2 separate regions of the Homo sapiens genome follow, and region 1 is linked to region 2. Evidence: chromatin loops called from intact Hi-C (ENCODE). Cell type or tissue: gastrocnemius medialis. All regions are shown on one strand. Each heading gives the region's core, and the rest is flanking DNA. Links, peaks and the distances in the headings are about the cores only. Region 1 has its middle 12 kb from the start of FYCO1. Region 2 has its middle 52 kb from the start of XCR1.

Region 1 (8,510 bases), core at 3,129-5,628, 71 kb before region 2:
CCTCCAGATACTCAGTTGTTTTCAGTCTTAGACCTCAAAGACACTTTCTTTCGTATCTCCCTAGACTCATCCTCCCAATTTTATTTGCATTTGAGTAGGAGAATAAGAAAGCAAGGCATCAACAGCTCACCTGGACAGTGCTTCCACAAGGTTTCACAGATAGTTCCCATTTGTTTGGGCAAGCCTTGGCTAGAGATTTGCAGGACCTGACTCTTGAGGTGGGGCAGATGGCTCCTACAGCATATGGATGACCTGTTAATCTGCTCCCCCACAAGACAGCTGGGAATCCAACATCTAGTCCAGACACTAAATTTACTGGCAGACAGAGGGCACAAGGTGTCCAAGGCCAAGACACAGCTACTAAGACAAGAGGTCCAATACTTGGAGATAATCATGACCCCTGGAGAACATAAGTTCTCCCCAGAATGGATACAGGCCATCTTTAAAATACTTCTCCCAGCCACCCAAAAGCAGCATCAGGCCTTTCTAGGGATCACAGGATATTGCAGAGTTTGGATACTGGGACATGGTGGGATTGTTCAGTACTTATATCAGGCTCTAAAAGAAAGGACTGATAGGCACCCACTTCTTTGGGTAAATGATCAGGAGCAAGACTTTATACAGCTAAAAACTGCCCTCTTACAAGCCCCAGACCTTGGGCTACTCACACTAACCAATCCATTTCAGCTTTTTGTCACTGAAAGGCAAGGTGTAGCCCTAGGAGTTCTAAGTCAAACCATCGAGCCAATCAAACATCCGGTAGGCTGTAGGAGCCATCTGCCCCACCTCAAGAGTCAGGTCCTGCAAATCTCTAGCCAAGGCTTGCCCAAACAAATGGGAACTATCTGTGAAACCTTGTGGAAGCACTGTCCAGGTGAGCTGTTGATGCCTTGCTTTCTTATTCTCCTACTCAAATGCAAATAAAATTGGGAGGATGAGTCTAGGGAGATACGAAAGAAAGTGTCTTTGAGGTCTAAGACTGAAAACAACTGAGTATCTGGAGGTACTTCTCCTAGAATTATTTTTAAAGAACCTAGACCCAGTAGTGCAAGTGTGGTCACACTTGTTGCAGTGGCCATCCTACTTGAGGAGGCCCTTAAAATCACCATGGGACTGTCAGTCCGACTCCTGACATTCCAGCAAGTAGGCCCCTTATTGAACATAAAAGTGCCATAATGGCACACTGATAACAGACTGCTAAAGTACCAAGTCTTGTTGTTAGAAAACCAACAGGTAACAGTTGAGTGGTATTCCACCCTTCACCCAGCCTCCTTACTGCCACTACGAGGAGACTATAACTCAACACATTCATGTTGTGAGATACTTAACCAAATTTATGCCAGCTGGGAAGACTCAAAGAATCAGCCCCTAGATAATCCGGACGAAATATGGTTTTCAGATTAAAGTAGTTTTGTCTGGAATGGAACTAGATATGCAGGGTACACTATAGTGTCCCTTCATCTAGTTCTGGAGGCTAAAGCTCTGTCCCCGGGGACCTCAGTGCAAGTAGCCAAACTCATTGCACTAACCAGAGCCCTAAAACTAGGGAAAGAAAAAGAATAACCATGTATACAGATTTTAAATACGCCTTTCTGGTGTCTCATGTCCATGTGGCTATCTGAAAGGAAAGGGGGGTACCTAACAGCTTGGGATACTCCTATTAAGTATGGGCCTCAAATCTTAGAGCTCCTAGAGGCTGTTCATTTGCCCTGGGAAGTGGCAGTAGTGCACTGTAGAGGACACCAGAAGGGTTCTGATGAAACTGCATGAGGAAAACGGTTAGCTGACCAAAAAGCTAAAGAGGCAGCCGTCTCAAAAAATACCTTCATGGAGGCCTCGCTCCCCTCTCCCACCAGTGAACTGCCCCCTTTCCAGTACACTAAGGAAGAAATAGATTGGGCCACCCAACGTGGGTATAAGGAAGAAATCAGTGGTTGGTACAGGTTGGGAGGGCTTCTCTATCTACCTAAAGCCTCCCAAAGAAAGTCATCAAGAGTTTCCACAACTCCTGCCGCCTTGGAAAGGACAGACTAGGGCAAATTTGTAAATGGGCGTTTAGCAGGAAGGCACTAAATAAAACTATTCAACAGATTTGTCAAGCCTGCACCTTGTGCACCATAAATAATCCTCTGAGAGAGAAGCCCCCTCCATTAATAAGTGCAATCCAAAGGAGAGGCACATACCCTGGGGAGGACTGGCAGATGGACTTCACTCAGCTTCCCAAATGCTACAGGAGCTGAGTGAAACTCAACTCCAACCCATGGAGCCACCTGCCCTGACAGCTAACAAGAGGCCAAGAACCACAGAACAACCACCACTGCCCCTCTGTCAGCAGGAAGCAGTTACAGAAGACTGTTCTTCGTCCATTTTCCCAAAGAATTGGGTCTTGGACTCTTTAGGGGGGAAATGTTAGAGTAGGTAGTTAGGCAGACATGAGCAGGGCACAAGGGGGCCCTCCTCCCCACCAGGAATGTCAGGCAACTCTCCGATGATGGTCAGGCAACTCTCCGATGATGGTCAGGCAGTTGTCAAACTGTCTCTCTAAAATAGTAATTAGTTGCAGCTGGCAACTAGACAGTCTCCCAATAGACAGAAAACACTTGAAGCTGGTGATCAGTGGCTTCCCAGTAAGATCTCAGGAATTGGGGAAAATGGGCTGAAGCATGCACACTAAGCAGCAAAATGGTGGAGTTTAACTGGTAGATGACCTTCACCTAAGAACACTCAGTTGGTAAGGGAAAAACGCCTCAAGTGAGCATATGTACAACTTCCTAAACACACTGCGCATGCAGCCCCTCCCAAGTGCTGGCAGGCCAGTGTACTGAGGACAAGCTGTCCTGAAGGAAAAAATCAAAGAAGAGAGATGCAAAACCCCAGAAGCATGCCAACGTATAAAACCCCAAGTCAAGGGCCAGATGGGGCACTTGGATCTCTCAGGTCACCCACTTGGCCCTCTTCCAAGTGTATTTTACTTCCTTTCACTCCTGCTCTAAAACTTGCCTCTGTTTCTCCCTCTGCCTTATGCCCCTCAGTTGAATTCTTTCCTTTGAGGAGGTCAGAATCGAGTTGCTGCAGACCCATGCAGATTCGGCATTACTAACAAGTCAACATTAGCATACAAAAAACATAGCACTTGGAAGATTCCAAGAATTTTAGGAGTTGTATGCCAGGAAATGGGGATGAAGACCAAATATCTATTGCATAATATCACAGTCACTCTCTCCATGAGTCAAGTAGTTCCCTGAGATAGTAAAGAGTGTTTCATCAACAATATTAGACCCTGTGGTCAAATAAGTTTTGAAAACAGGATTGGATGAAGACAAAAAACAAAGTCCATACCACAGGACTCTGGGGAACCTCCAAATGTTTAAAAATGAGCCCCTGGTTGCAGTTGCTTCCAGGAGTCCAGGAAGCAATTGCAGCTGGAGATTTGCCATTTCATACTTGTGAGCAGTTTATCTTGTAAGGGATGGGGACTTCAATTCACCTTTGGGCAAAATGTTTCTTTATTTTGGGAAAAAACACTGAAATGGGCCTCTTTGTGCCCATTCTCTGTTTTATACTTAAAAACAAAAACAGAGTTTGGTAATAGAAACTGTTTGGTAATAGAAAAGTTGTATTTGGTTAAATCACAGCTATTTATTCATCAATAAATATTTATGGAGCACTCCAGGTATTATTCTGGATCAGGGGTTGACAAAATTTATATGTAAAGAGCCAGAAGTAAATATTTTAAACTTTGTGGCTCATATGGTCTCAGTTGCAACTGCTTAAGTCTGTCATTATGGTGCAAAAGCAGCCATAGACAATACATAGGTGAATGGACATGGCTGTGTTTCAACATAACTTTATTTAAAAAAAACAGCAGCAGGTCAGATATGGCCATTTGCTGACTCCTGGCTTAGATGCCTGGGCTTCAGCAGTGGACTGAATGGACAAAAATCTCTGTTCTCATGGAACTTATATTCTAGAGGAGGGAGACAATAAGCATGATAAAGAGAATTTAAATGTTAAGTTAGAAGGTGACAGATACTATGGGGGAAAAAGAAACCATGGAAAAGGAATTGCAAGGCTGGGATCGGGGGTTGGGTGGGAAGAAAAAGTCTCTCTTAGAATGTGACATTTTGGCTGGGCATGGTGGCTCACACCTGTAATCCTAGCACTTTGGTAGGCCTAGGTGGGAGGATCATTTGAGTTCAGGAGTTCAAGACCAGCCTAGGAAACATAGCAAGACCCTGTCTCTATTTTTTTTTAATGTTCAAAAACTAAAAAAACAAAAAAGAGAAGGTGACATTTTAGCAAACTTGAAGGAGATGAGTATGGCAATTTTAAAACATGTTCATAAGCATGTCTTTGACATTACTCTCACCCAGAGGTAGTGGTGGTGGGTGGGAGGATTCTATGTCTTCTCCCCTTGAATCTTGGCTGACCTTTGTGAATTGCTTGTAACCTAAAGAACGCAGCAAGTGATGCTATGGAACTTCTGAGGCTAGGTGGGAATAGACAGTGCAGTCTCCATCTGGTTGCCTTGGGATTGTTCTCTGTGGGAGCCAGATGCTATGTAAGAAATCTGATTCACTGAGAACTCCCTGCTGGAGAGTCCACATCTATAGCCCAGTGGAGCTTCTAGCTGACACCAGTGTCACCTGCCAGCCGTGTGATTGCACCATCTTGGACGTCCTACCCAGTCAAGCCATGAAATGATGGCAGCTTCAGCCGACATCTGACTGCAACCGTGTAAGTGATCCTAGGTGGGAACTGCCCTGCTGAGCCCTTCCTGTATTCCTGACCCACAAAATCCGTGAGCAATAAACAAATAAAATGATAGCTTTAAGCTGCTAAGTTTCAGGATAATTTGTTAGGCAGAAATGGTATCTGAAATAGAAATCTGCTAAAAGTGGACTGGGAAAAGTGAACTGTGTCAGATTGTATTTTCCAAAGACGGTCACAACACGATTTCCCATCCCTTGTGTTTTTCCACAATGTGACCTTGCCACTCTCCCATCAAGAGGCGGAGTCTAATTCCCCTCAACTTGATCCTGAGTCGCTGGCGACTGCTTCCACCAATACAGAATGCAGAAGCAACACTGTGTTTTCCAAGGCTGAGTCACGAAAAATGATGTAGTTGGAGTTTTGAACTTTCACGTAAGAAGTCTGACTACCCGCCGGGCGTGGTGGCTCACACATGTAATCCCGGCACTTTGGGAGGCTGAGGGGGGCGGATCACAAGGTCAAGAGATCGAGACCATCCTGGCTAACACGGTGAAACCCTGTCTCTACTAAAAATACAAAAAAAAAAAAAAAATTAGCCGGGTGTGATGGCAAGCGCCTGTAGTCCCAGCTACGCAGGAGTCTGAGGGAGGAGAATGGCGAATGGCGTGAACCCGGGAGGCGGAGCTTGCAGTGAGCTGAGATCATGCCACTGCACTCCAGCCTGGGTGACAGAGTGAGACTCCGTCTAAAAAAAAAAAGAAATCTGACTACCCTGAGACAGTCATGCCATGAGGAAGGCCACATGGTGAGATGGATATGGAGTGAGCCTTGGGGATAACTGGAGAAATAATTTTAGGCAAAAAGAACAACCAGCACAAAGGCTCTGAGTCAAGACCTGGGCCTCGTGTGTTTGAGGAGCCACAAGGAGGCCAGTGTGGCCGGAGGAGAATAGACTGTAGGGGCAAGGGAAGAAGCAGGGAGCCACTTATGAGAGTGCAGGTGAGTCAGTGCGGTTGGTCACAGAAGAGATAGGGGTGAGAAGTGGTTGGATTAAAAGGTAGAGCTGAGAAGATTCAGTCATGAACTGGTCATAAACACTGAGAGAAAGAAAGGAACCAAAGATGATTCCTAGCTTTTTGGCCAATGGAAGAATTGAATTAGCAAAAGCAGAAATGGTGAAGACTGTAGAAGCAGATGTAGGGTTGTATGTAGGGGGCAGGTCAAGAGCTGGGTTTTAGACATAGATTTCAGATGCTGATTAGACATCCAAGTGGAGGTGTCCGGCAGGCAGAAGCTATCACCAGAAAAGGGGTCTTGTCCCAGACCCCAAGAGTGGGCTCTTGGATCTTGCACAGGAAAGAATTCAGGGCGAGTCACAGAATATATTGAAGTTAAGTTTATTAGAGGCTACTCAATTACAAAGTAGGGCGTCCTCAGAAAGCAAGAGGAGGAATGCACTACCTTAAACGTAGTGCTGGCTTATCTAAGTTATTAAGAATAGTGTACTCTATCACAAAGGCCTGTGATCAGCTTGTAACAGTCTATTAGTATTGTTACTTTCCTGTTACTATTATCTTTAAAGCAAAACCTGTTCTTAAACTAAAAATCCTTTTTCTTCTTAAAGTACTGGGACGTTTCCATAAGTTCTGGGTCTTTATTTAGTTAGTTAACACTATTAACTCATTCCCTCAACCATAAACATCTTGTGACCAAGAGTGCCCAGCTCCCTGGGAATGTAACTCAGCAGGTTTGGCTTTATCCCAGCTTTATTAAAGATGGAATCACTCTGGTTAGGACACCTCTGACCAAGATGCATGAGCCCACATGCAGGGGAGAGGTTTGAGCTGTGGCAGATATAAATGTGGGTGTCATCAACATACGATTGGTTTAAAGCAATGACTTTCAGTTTGATCTCAGATCCCTTTAAAAAATTGTTTTTATTGGCTGGGTGCGGTGGCTCACACCTATAATCCCAGCACTTTGGGAGGCCAAGGCGGGCAGATCATGAGGTCAGGAGATTGAGACCATCCTGGCTAACATGGTGAAACCCCGTCTATACTAAAAATGCAAAACAAATTAGCTGGGAATGGTGGCGGGCGCCTGTAGTCCCAGCTACTCGGGAGGCTGAGGCAGGAGAATGGCGTGAACCCGGGAGGCGGACTTGCAGTGAGCCGAGATCGCACCACTGCACTCCAGCCTGGGTGACAGAGTGAGATTCCGTCTCAAAAAAAAAAAAAAATTGTTTTTATTATAGTAAAAACATGTAACATTGAATTTATTATCTAACAAAATAAATTTATTATCGTAATCATTTTAAGTGTACAGTTCAGTAATGTTGAGTATATTCACATTATTGTGCAACAGATCTCTAGAACTTTTTCATCTCACAACACTGAAACTCAATACTCATTAGACACTAGCTCCTCCACCCCCAAGTCCTTGGTAACCACCTTACTACTTTCTGTTTCTATGCTTTTGACTACTTTATCATGAAGGAAATGAAAATAATTTGAAATCATCTTTGCAAAAATTATTACAGTGAGAAAATTAGACAGTGAAAGAGATCTAACCTAACTGACTCCATCTTGCTTCTAATCTTCAAGCTGCCCTTGTTCATTCCTGGGCATGGGTCAAGCTAACTTTGGAAAGAATTTAGTTTACAGTTTAACTTTGAAACAAAGATATTAAGAGCTCCTCCCCAGAACAAACCCCCTCCTTGCCTGGGGATCAGACTGCCTTTGTAAAACTCACAAATTAGCCACAAGATTAGAAATTATAACTCACTTTGGGAGGCCAAGGTGGGTGGATCACTTGAGGTCAGGAGTTTGAGATCAGCCTGGCCAACATGGTGAAACCCCATCTCTATTAAAAATACAAAAATTAGCTGGATGTGGTGGCGGGCGCCTGTAATCCTAGCTACTTGGGAGGCTGAGTCACGAGAATCACTTGAACCTGGGAGGCGGAGGTTGCAGTGAGCTGAGATTGCACCACTGCACTTCAGCCTGGGTGACAGAGTGAGATTTTCTCTCAAAAAAAGAGGTCGGGCTTGGGATAGAGTGGCAACGAGAAGGATGAGTCCCTCTTCCTTCATCCTTGTCCCAGTCCCTCCAAGCCACACTGATGGAAGGAGGCAATGGCCTGAGGGAGACAGCATAAGCTGGAGTTGCAGGAGGAAACTGGAGAAAACTCATTGCAGTGTCCTGGCAGAGGGACAGTGGAGAGGTGACTTCCTGAGAAGACTGGGTGGAAAAGCTCAGCAGCCATGGTCCTCAGCTCACATTGACAGCATCTCTGTGAGAGGCTGAGTCAAGCGGAGTAGCAGGTGGGGCTTGGCATCACCACTCTCTGGTCACCCCTCCTCATGAAGTAGCCTCAGGCAGCGCTGGGAGTCTCCACAATGGAGAAAAGGGAGATGATGGTATTTCTACAACTGAATCACCCCAGGAACCCCTGGTCATGAACCATGTTAAGGATTAGTGTTCCAGGAAACACGCTGGCACATGCAGATGAAAACCAGAGGAGACAGAAGGGACCAGTGTCAGTATGTTGGTTCACTGGCTCTCATTGGGGTCATCAGAATCACTTCTGATGAAGGTACTTAAATATATAGTTGCCTGGGCCCATCCAGGCTTAACAAAAAATACATGTCCTGGAGCCTTACCCTCTGCAGCATTCTGATTTAGTAGGTCTAGACAGGGTCAGGGCATCTGTAGTTTTAAGTACCTTTCCAGGTGATACTGTCATGTACTCCTGGTAAAAACCCTCTGATCTAATTCCTTGTATTGCAGATGAACAAA
Region 2 (8,510 bases), core at 3,097-5,596:
ACTTGTCAACTTAGATGAGATAAACCCACTCTTCAAAAAGCACAGACTACTATAACTCATCTATGAAACAGATAATTTGAATAGCCCTGTAACTACTAAGGACATTGAATTCATAATTAAAATCTCCCAAGAAAAAAATTTCCAGGCCCAGAGAGTTTAACTGGAAACTATTTCAAATATTTAAAGAATAATTAGCACTTTGAAAAGGAATGAAATGGGAAGAATCACTCTACCCAATTTTAAGACTTATTTCATAGCTATAGTAATATGTGATATTGGCAGAGGGACAGACACAAAGATTAATGGAAGAGAGTTAAAAAAACCCAGAAGTAGCCCCACACAAGTATGGCCCACTGGTTTTTGACAGTGGTGCCAAAGCAAGTCAATGAGGGAAGGATAGTCTTTTCAACAAATAGTGCTAGAGCAACTAGATGCTCATAGACCAAAAAAAAAAAAAAAAAAAAAACAACAAAAATCAAAACCAAGAAACCTCAATCTAAACCTTTGACCTTATACACAAATTAACTCAAATTGGATCATTGATATAAATGTAATGGATAAACTATAAAACTTTAAGAAGAAAACATAAGAGAAAATCTTTGAGACCTAAATCTTGGTGAAGAGTTCTTGGACATAACACCAAAAATATAATACATAAAAGAAAGAATAGATAAACTATTAAAATGAAAAACATTTGCCCTGCAAAAGGCCCTGTTAAGACCATCTCCAGAATGGGAGAAAATATTTTCCAACCACATATCAGACAAATAGCTCATGTCTAAAATATATATAGAATCCTCAAAATTCAACATTTAAAAAGAAAACAAAACAAACAAACAAAAAACAACCAATTCAGTTAAAAAATAGGAAATGACTTGAAGAGACATTTCATGGAAGAGGATTTTTCAAATGGCAAATGAGCACATGAAAATATATTCAATGTCACTAGCTACAAGGGAAAGGCAAATTAAGACCATGATAAGATATTATCACATATGTATCATAATAGTTAAAACAGTAAAAATAGTGGCAATACCAAATTCTGACAAGGATGTGGAAAAATCTAGATATCTCATACTTTGCTATCTAGTTTGGGGAATGTAACATGGCATAGCCACTCTGAAAAGAGTATAGCAGCCTCTTAAAAACCAAGCACGCACCATATGTGTTAGTCAGGGTTCTCCAGGAAAAAGAGCCAACAGGATAGATAGTGCTGGCCTGGGCCACCAAGATTTTTTAACAGTCACCTTCCAACCCTGCCCCAAGTGATTCCATGAGCAGCTAAGATTAAGAACCACTGCCCAGGGGAGACTTGGATTTTGTATGCAAAACAATTACTCCATGTGGTCCTACAATTTAGGCAAATTTGAAAGATACCCTTGTCTCTACCATCTGACATACCACCCACACTCAGCACTTGGCCAGCTCTGGGAACCCCTTGTATTCTTCTGGCTTTGAGAGAAATTGTTGAATGTAAGGTATGAGTCCTGCTGAAATCTGGGCCGTTCCTACTTCTTGGCTGAATATTTTGTCTGAGCTGGCCCCACATTGGCTCAAGTAAAGTCTTCAAAATTATTAATATATTTTGTGCCTCAGCTTCCTCAGCTGTAAAATGAGAAAGACACTCATCTTGCAGAGTTGAGTGCTTTAGATGTGATGTTGGTCAATGATTGCCATTTTGTAGAAGCTTAACAAATGGTAGCCATTATTTTGAAAAAAAAAAAAAAAATAGGATATCATTGAAATCAGCAGCAGCAAAGTTAAAAGACAGAATTGTGGCTCCTGTTTAGTTCACATATTTCCCTGGGAAGGAGGAAAGTTTCTATGCTGGGGCATAGAAAACAAGGGGCTATACCTCAATGGTCCCAAACTGACCTTATCAGGTTGGCCTTCTTGATAGTTTCACTTTCCAGATGCTAGAGAAATTTGCTGTGGGCCACTGCCCTCTATTGAAGTAATATTGTCACTTCTGAGGAAAGAATACTTGGACTTGCCATAGGAGAAGTCAAGGATTGCACTTGAATTTCATCTCACTGGGGTAAAGCTGACCCCTGTGTGAGCACTGAGAGAGAAAAGAAACTTTTTATGTGAGGAATACAAACCCCTTTAATATATCCAGCCCAGAAAGGCTTTGGAGTAAAAAGCTGTCACATCTCAGTCCCTGCTTGAGCTAAGTAGTTACCTCTTGAAGCCACTTGCTGTGGGCTCTGGACTAACTGATGCCACGTAGCTATAAAATGCCATATACCATAATCATGGATGCCACAACTCATATCCTCTAGCTCAGGGGTCCTCAACCTCTGGGACGCAGACCAGTTAGGAACTAGGCTGCACAGCAGGAGGTAAGCAGTGGGCAGGCAAGTGAGCAAAACTTTATCTGCTGCTACCCATTTCTAGTATTACCACCGGAGGTCCTCCTCCTGTCAGATCAGCAGCAGTATTAGATTCTCATAGAAGTGCAAACCCTATTGTGAACTGTGCATGCGAGGGACCTAGGTTGCATGCTCCTTACGAAAATCTAATTCCTAATGATCTGCCACTGTCTCCCATCACCTCCAGATGGGACCATCTAGTTGCAGGAAAACAAGCTCAGGGCTCTTACTGATTCTACATTATGGTGAGTCATGTATTTCATTATATATTACAATGTAACAATAATAGAAATAAAGTGCACAATAAATGTAATGCACTTGCTTCATCCCCAAACCATCTCCCCTACTCCTCCTAGGTCTGTGGAAAAATTGTCTTCCATGAAACTCGTCCCTGGTGCCAAAATTTTGGGGACCACTGCTGTAGCTCAACAACATAAAGCCAATCACTAATCAATGTTATTTCTGCAAACCAATGAGAATTCCTGTCAAATAGCTTTGTATCAGTCCACTCCTTGCTCACTTTTTGTCTTTAAAAACCTGCCTGAATGGATGCAGCTGGAGACAATTATTCTAAGTGAATTAACACAGGAACAGAATACCAAATACCGCACGTTCTCACTTATAAGTGAGAGCTAAACATTAGGCACACAGGGACATAAAGCTGGGAACAACACACATTGGGGACTATTAGAGTGGGGAGAGAAGGAAAGGGGCAAAGACTGAAAAACCACCTATTGGGTACCATGGTCGCTACCTGGCTGATGGCATCATTTGTACCCCAAACTTCAGCATCATGCAATATAGCCATGTAACAAACATGCACATGTAACCCCCTGAATCTAAAATAAAAGTTGAAATTATTTTTTAAAAAGCCTGCTCGCAACAAAGGCTGGATGCGGCACTCCCCAAAGCAACTTGGAAGTGTGTCCTGAGCAGCTGGCCTCATGTTGGCTCAAGTAAAGTCTTCAAAATTATGAATATATTTTGTGCCTCATCTTCTTCCTTTGGGGTCAGCATTTTTGGTGCCATGAGAAGGATTCAGAATAACCCCCTTGGCTCTACTATCTGACTTACCTCCCAGACTCAGCGCCTGGCCAGCTCTGGGAACCTCTTGTATTCTGACTTTGAGAGAAATTGTTGAATGTAAGGTATGAGTCCTGCTGAGATCTGGGCCTTTCCCATTTTTTGGTTGAAGGTCTAGATTTTGCCTGAGCTATGTTTTCCGATCCTCCCTTACTAGAATGGGAGTTTTCCATCTGTGCCTAATGGGCAGGAGATTTGGGTTCCAGAAAAGAAAAAGGGTAGGGGGAACAGCGTTTTTTCACCTCTGCCTTGGGGAAGGGAGGTCTGGGTCCAGGCATTGGCAATTTGACATTGGTGGTTTTGCTTTACATAGCACGCTTTTAAAATTGCAGCTGCTTCCTATTGTTTGAAATTCAGACTTGGATGTTTCATCTGTGACCAATTCCTATTAGTTCTAAACTGAAAAGTGCATGAGAGTGAGTTCTCTTGCTATGGAGAAAGGGCAGTTGCTCACTTTGACCAATTGGAGTGCTCTAGGTGACTGGAGACTTTGCAGAGTTTGCAGAGTCTCTGCAGACTTTGCAGAGGTGTCAAGGCTGTTGTCTAGGATATAAAGGACGCTCGTAGGGTATTCCTCACCACAAGAACGTTTTTTAGGGACTCGATCATCTGCATGGGCATAAAATACGGGACTGATCGCTCATACCTTTAGCACTCTGGTGCCACCTGGTGGTTAGAGGCATTCTGAGACAACGTAAGAGAGCAACTCATGACTTTTGGGTGACACCTAGAGGAGCAGTGCTCGTAAGCACCACACTTCCACCCAAACACATCCTGGGCCTTGGTCATTTTTAAGAAGTTCCTAAGTTACGGGAAATCAAGCTTGAAAATCTGAGCGCTCTTTTAAGGGACAACCATTGTTAGAAACACCATCTGGTTTTATGTACAACACTTATGAGACATCCTCTTGTAAATATCTAGGAAAACGGACCCATATAGCCCAGGATGATCATCAACAATGGCCAAAATGTGGGTCTTTTGAAATGCCCAAAATGATTCATTTGTGTGCACAATAGAGAAAAAAGCTGGTTTTAGAACATGAAATAGGATAATTACTTCCAATGGCACCTAGAGTTTTTTTAAGATAAATTCTGAGAAAATTGCCTCAATCCAAGAGGTAAACAAAAAGATCCTAAATCTATTTCTGAATTTAAAAAGACTTTGAAGCCCTCCTCCCTTCCACTTCCAGCTGTTTCTCCTCATCCTACCCCTGCACCTTTATATCCTCTCTTATCTCAAGTCCCCTGTCCTGCCCTTCCTTCCCTCCCACTACCACCTTAGGAAATTCCCTAGAACTTGAACCCCCTCCCTGAAACCCCATTTTGGCAGCCCCTTTTCAGGTAAAACCACAGCAAGAGGTGAGACCACTATTATGTATACCCCTTGGACAAAAACTGAACTGAAGAATATTATAAAAGACTTCCCTGACCTGCTCCAAGATCCCATAGGGTTTGCAGAACAATCTGCTTTAATTGTCCAGACTTATAAGCCCAGATATTCTGACCTTTATCAATTAGTTCACATGCTGGTATGAGAAGGCAGGGCCACTGAATGGCAAAAAAGGCAATCTGGAAAAATCCCTCAGAGGATTTGGAAAAACAAACAGAAGCTGACCATGAGAAGATCCACACTTTAGCCAAGTCTCTCTGTGATGCCATTTCCTGGGTCTTTCCTCAAATGTAGAGTGGAAGATAATTCAACAATATACTCAAAGGCCAGATGAATTTGTGCTTAATTATTTTGAACAGTTAAAAAAAAAACCTTTTAACAATATTCTGGAATGGAATGCCTGATGCTAGCCTCCAAGATCACCTATAATCGTGCCACTGTACTCTGGCCTGGGCAACAGAACAAGTCCTTGTCTCAAAAAAAAAAAAAGAAAAAAAAAGCCAACAAGTCTCCAACCTCTTGGAAGCAGTCCCCAACTGAAATCTCATAAAAATATAAAAATTCCTGGTCATGCCAAATTAGATACTCCAGAGAGCAAAGGCAATCATTTCACTGACAATGCCGCTAAGAATGCAGTCCTGAAGGTTACATCAGACAATAGATACCTTGAAATGTCCTTACAGACTTATTACCCATTTAAAACTTTGGCCAAGCATGGTGGCTCACATCTGTAATCCCAGCTACTTGGGAGGCTGAGGCATGAGAATCTTTTGAACTAGGGAGGCGGAGGTTGCAGTGAGCTGAGATTGTGCCACTGCACTCCAGCCTGAGTGACAAAGCGAGACCCTGTCTCAAAAACAAAAACAACAAAAAACCCCAGCCCCCCTGCCAAACAAACAAACAAGAACTTTATTAGAAGCAGCACAAACAGGAGCTCTCAAGAAGGAAATCGACCTCAGGAAAGATAAAGGAACCAAGTTTTCCCCAGAAACAGGCTTATGATGTGGACTTAATGATAGACCAATCTTTCCCTTAGGGCTTCAATTACCCTTTAAATGATGTGTTTATGAGCTGACTCATTGGAATCCAGATGAAACGACAGCTTGGGGAAAGCAATATTATTGGAAACCATCCCCTCTTGTTTATTCTTGCTGATGGTTTGTCCCAAACATAATCCTGGAAAACTCCTTCATAGGTTACAGGGACATTTTCCTTTACCTTTAGGACCCTTTGATATATGGCAATTGGACTTTATCCAGCTGCCCCTGTCTCAGGGTTATAGATATGTTCTGGTGCTAATTTATGTGTTTTCTCATTGGGATGAAACCTGCCCGTGCCAATGAGCCATGGTCCAAGTAGTAAGAAAATTGTTATTAGAAAAGATAATTCCTTCATGGGGAGTTTCATCTGAGCTCCAGAACGGCCAAGAAACACATTTTACTGGTCAAGTAATTCAATCCATTTGCAACATTTGGCCTATATTCCAATTGTGCTTTTAACCCCCAATCCTCTGGACTGGTGAAACACACCAATGGTATAATAAAAACTCAATGGCCAAACTAATTGAAGTTTTTAACCTCTCCTGGCCAAAGGCTGTCTCATTAGTTCTGCTCAGCCTGTGATCCACACCATTTGGAAAACACCAGCTCTCTCTCTTCAAAATAATAACAGGAAGGCCCACGTGACTAGATGAAGGAACTTATGAACTTGCATTTCTTAAAGGTGATATCCTCCATTACTGCCACAGTCTCAGAATACTTCTTATTAAGAACTCAAAATTAATCAAGAGTTCCTTCTGCAGAGAGCTCTGGGGAGATGAAATCATCAAAAATCATGGCCTGTAACTGGAGATTTCTTTTTTCTTTTTAAAGGTCTCTGATGTCTAATATTTGACAGACCAGTGAAGTAGTTTTGGCATTGCAAGCATTTTTGCCCTTTGTGAATTTCCCACTAGAGTGATTTGCAACTATTCCTTTTCTTTTTTTCTTTTTTTTTTTTAAAAATCTTATTCTAGATTTGGGGATACACATGCAGCTTTGTTATAAGGGCATATTGTGTGATGCCGAGGTTGGGGTGTGGTTGAACCCGTCATTCAGGTAGTGAGCATAGTACCCAATAGTTAGTTTTTCAGCACTTGCCTCCCTGCCTTCCTTTCCCTTCTCATAGTTCCCTGTGTCTCTTGTTTCCGTCTTTATGTTCGTGTGTACCCAATGTTTAGCTCCCACTTACAAGTGAGAATATGTGGAGATTTTGATTACTGGAAAGGATGTCGAATAAAAGATTCCTTCTCACCCAGTGGGAAGGGACCATATCAGGTACTATTGGCCAATCCCTGTGCCACTAAACTTAAAGGCATTGATGCATAGATTCATATTTCTCATTTTAAAAAGACAACCCTACCTGAGGGGACGTCTTTCATCATGGGAGATCTTAGTGGAATTGACTTGCAGTCTTCCTGACCAGAATGGAAAGTAGCTGACATTTGTGGTCACCTGTTTTCACCCAAGATACCAGACCAAGCCTGTATAACTTGTTCTTCATGATTCTAATGCCTACCACACCTGAAATATTTGCTCTCCTTTTTCTATTGACTGGAATACTTATGGCGTTAGGCCTCCATACTGTGAGTATCCTCTCTTGGATAAAATTGTTTTGGTAAAATCATCATATATATATTTATATGTGCATATATACATGCATACACACACACACACACACACATATATTCTCTTAGGATATATGTAAACAAATGCCTATAATCAGGCTCCTTTTTTTTTTTTTTTTTTTTTTCCTTTTTTTAGAGATGGGGTTTTGCTCTGTTGCCCATGCTGGAATGTAGTAACATGATCATAACTCACTGCGGCCTCCAACTCCTGGGCTCAAGCAATCCTCCCGACTCAGCTTCCCGAGTAGCTGGGGCAACAGAAGTGCACCACCACACCCAGCTAATTAAAAAAAAAATTGTAGAGAAGGGTCTTGCTATGTTGACCACACTGGTCTCAAACTCCTGGCCTTAAGTAATTCTCCCACCTCGGCCTCTCAAAGTGCTGGGATTACAGGCATTAGCCACTGCACCTGGCCTAGGTTTCTGTTTTTGCCGTCCCTGATAAATTTGACTGTAGCATGGAGGGATAATTCTCTGATCAGAATCCCACACACCATTGCCACTGCTGGAAATCTGAAGAGATGCTGGGTTTGCTACCCTAAACCAAAAACTACTTTTGACCACAATGACCCACTGGTACATTCTGCCCTAAATTTCACCAGTGTTCATGATAGCACTTGTAACACAACTCAGGGCCACATAAAAGCAAACCTGTTAATCAGGTCTGCCTGACTCATCCTAACCTGTTTGTCCTATGTTTCAATGTAACTCATCAGAATTCTTTTGTCAAAAATCACTGCTGCGTTACTCACTAATGACAGTACTAAAATCCATGATGTTGTTAGAAAATCCAAAGAAAACAGCCCCTCCAGCTATCAGGATCCTGTCTTCTTGCTTTAACATTTCTGACCCATTGATCCAGTAATGCCTCAAAACTGATGTTCTTAAATTATAGTGTACTTATCTGTGCTCCACCAGGATTTATTATAGTCTGTGGAGAAAATCACCAGCCATGGTCCTGTAAGTGTCTAAGAGCATGGAATGTTGAAGGGCAATATGTC

What was found. A loop is a pair of places that touch in the nucleus more often than their neighbours do. Peaks named below come from ENCODE experiments on the same cell type or tissue, not always from the same donor. Only the 100,000 strongest peaks of a DNase experiment are listed, where the experiment ranks them.
Region 1: a loop joins it to region 2, with 3 times the contacts of the local background. A loop is called at or near these places in 25 of 110 quality-filtered maps.

Annotation. Positions count from the first base shown.
Region 1 is chr3:46,003,617-46,012,126 of GRCh38, forward strand. No RefSeq gene overlaps it. Among named protein-coding and RNA genes, the nearest start is that of FYCO1, 12 kb to the left of the region's middle. In gastrocnemius medialis, for the core only: no CTCF peak of the experiment used is centred there; a DNase peak (open chromatin) is centred at 4,665; H3K27ac peaks cover 1,499 bases.
Region 2 is chr3:46,074,865-46,083,374 of GRCh38, forward strand. It overlaps a transcript of XCR1 not described here. Among named protein-coding and RNA genes, the nearest start is that of XCR1, 52 kb to the left of the region's middle. In gastrocnemius medialis, for the core only: CTCF peaks have their summits at 4,131 (motif pointing left) and 4,337; a DNase peak (open chromatin) is centred at 4,157; H3K4me3 peaks cover 398 bases; H3K27ac peaks cover 451 bases.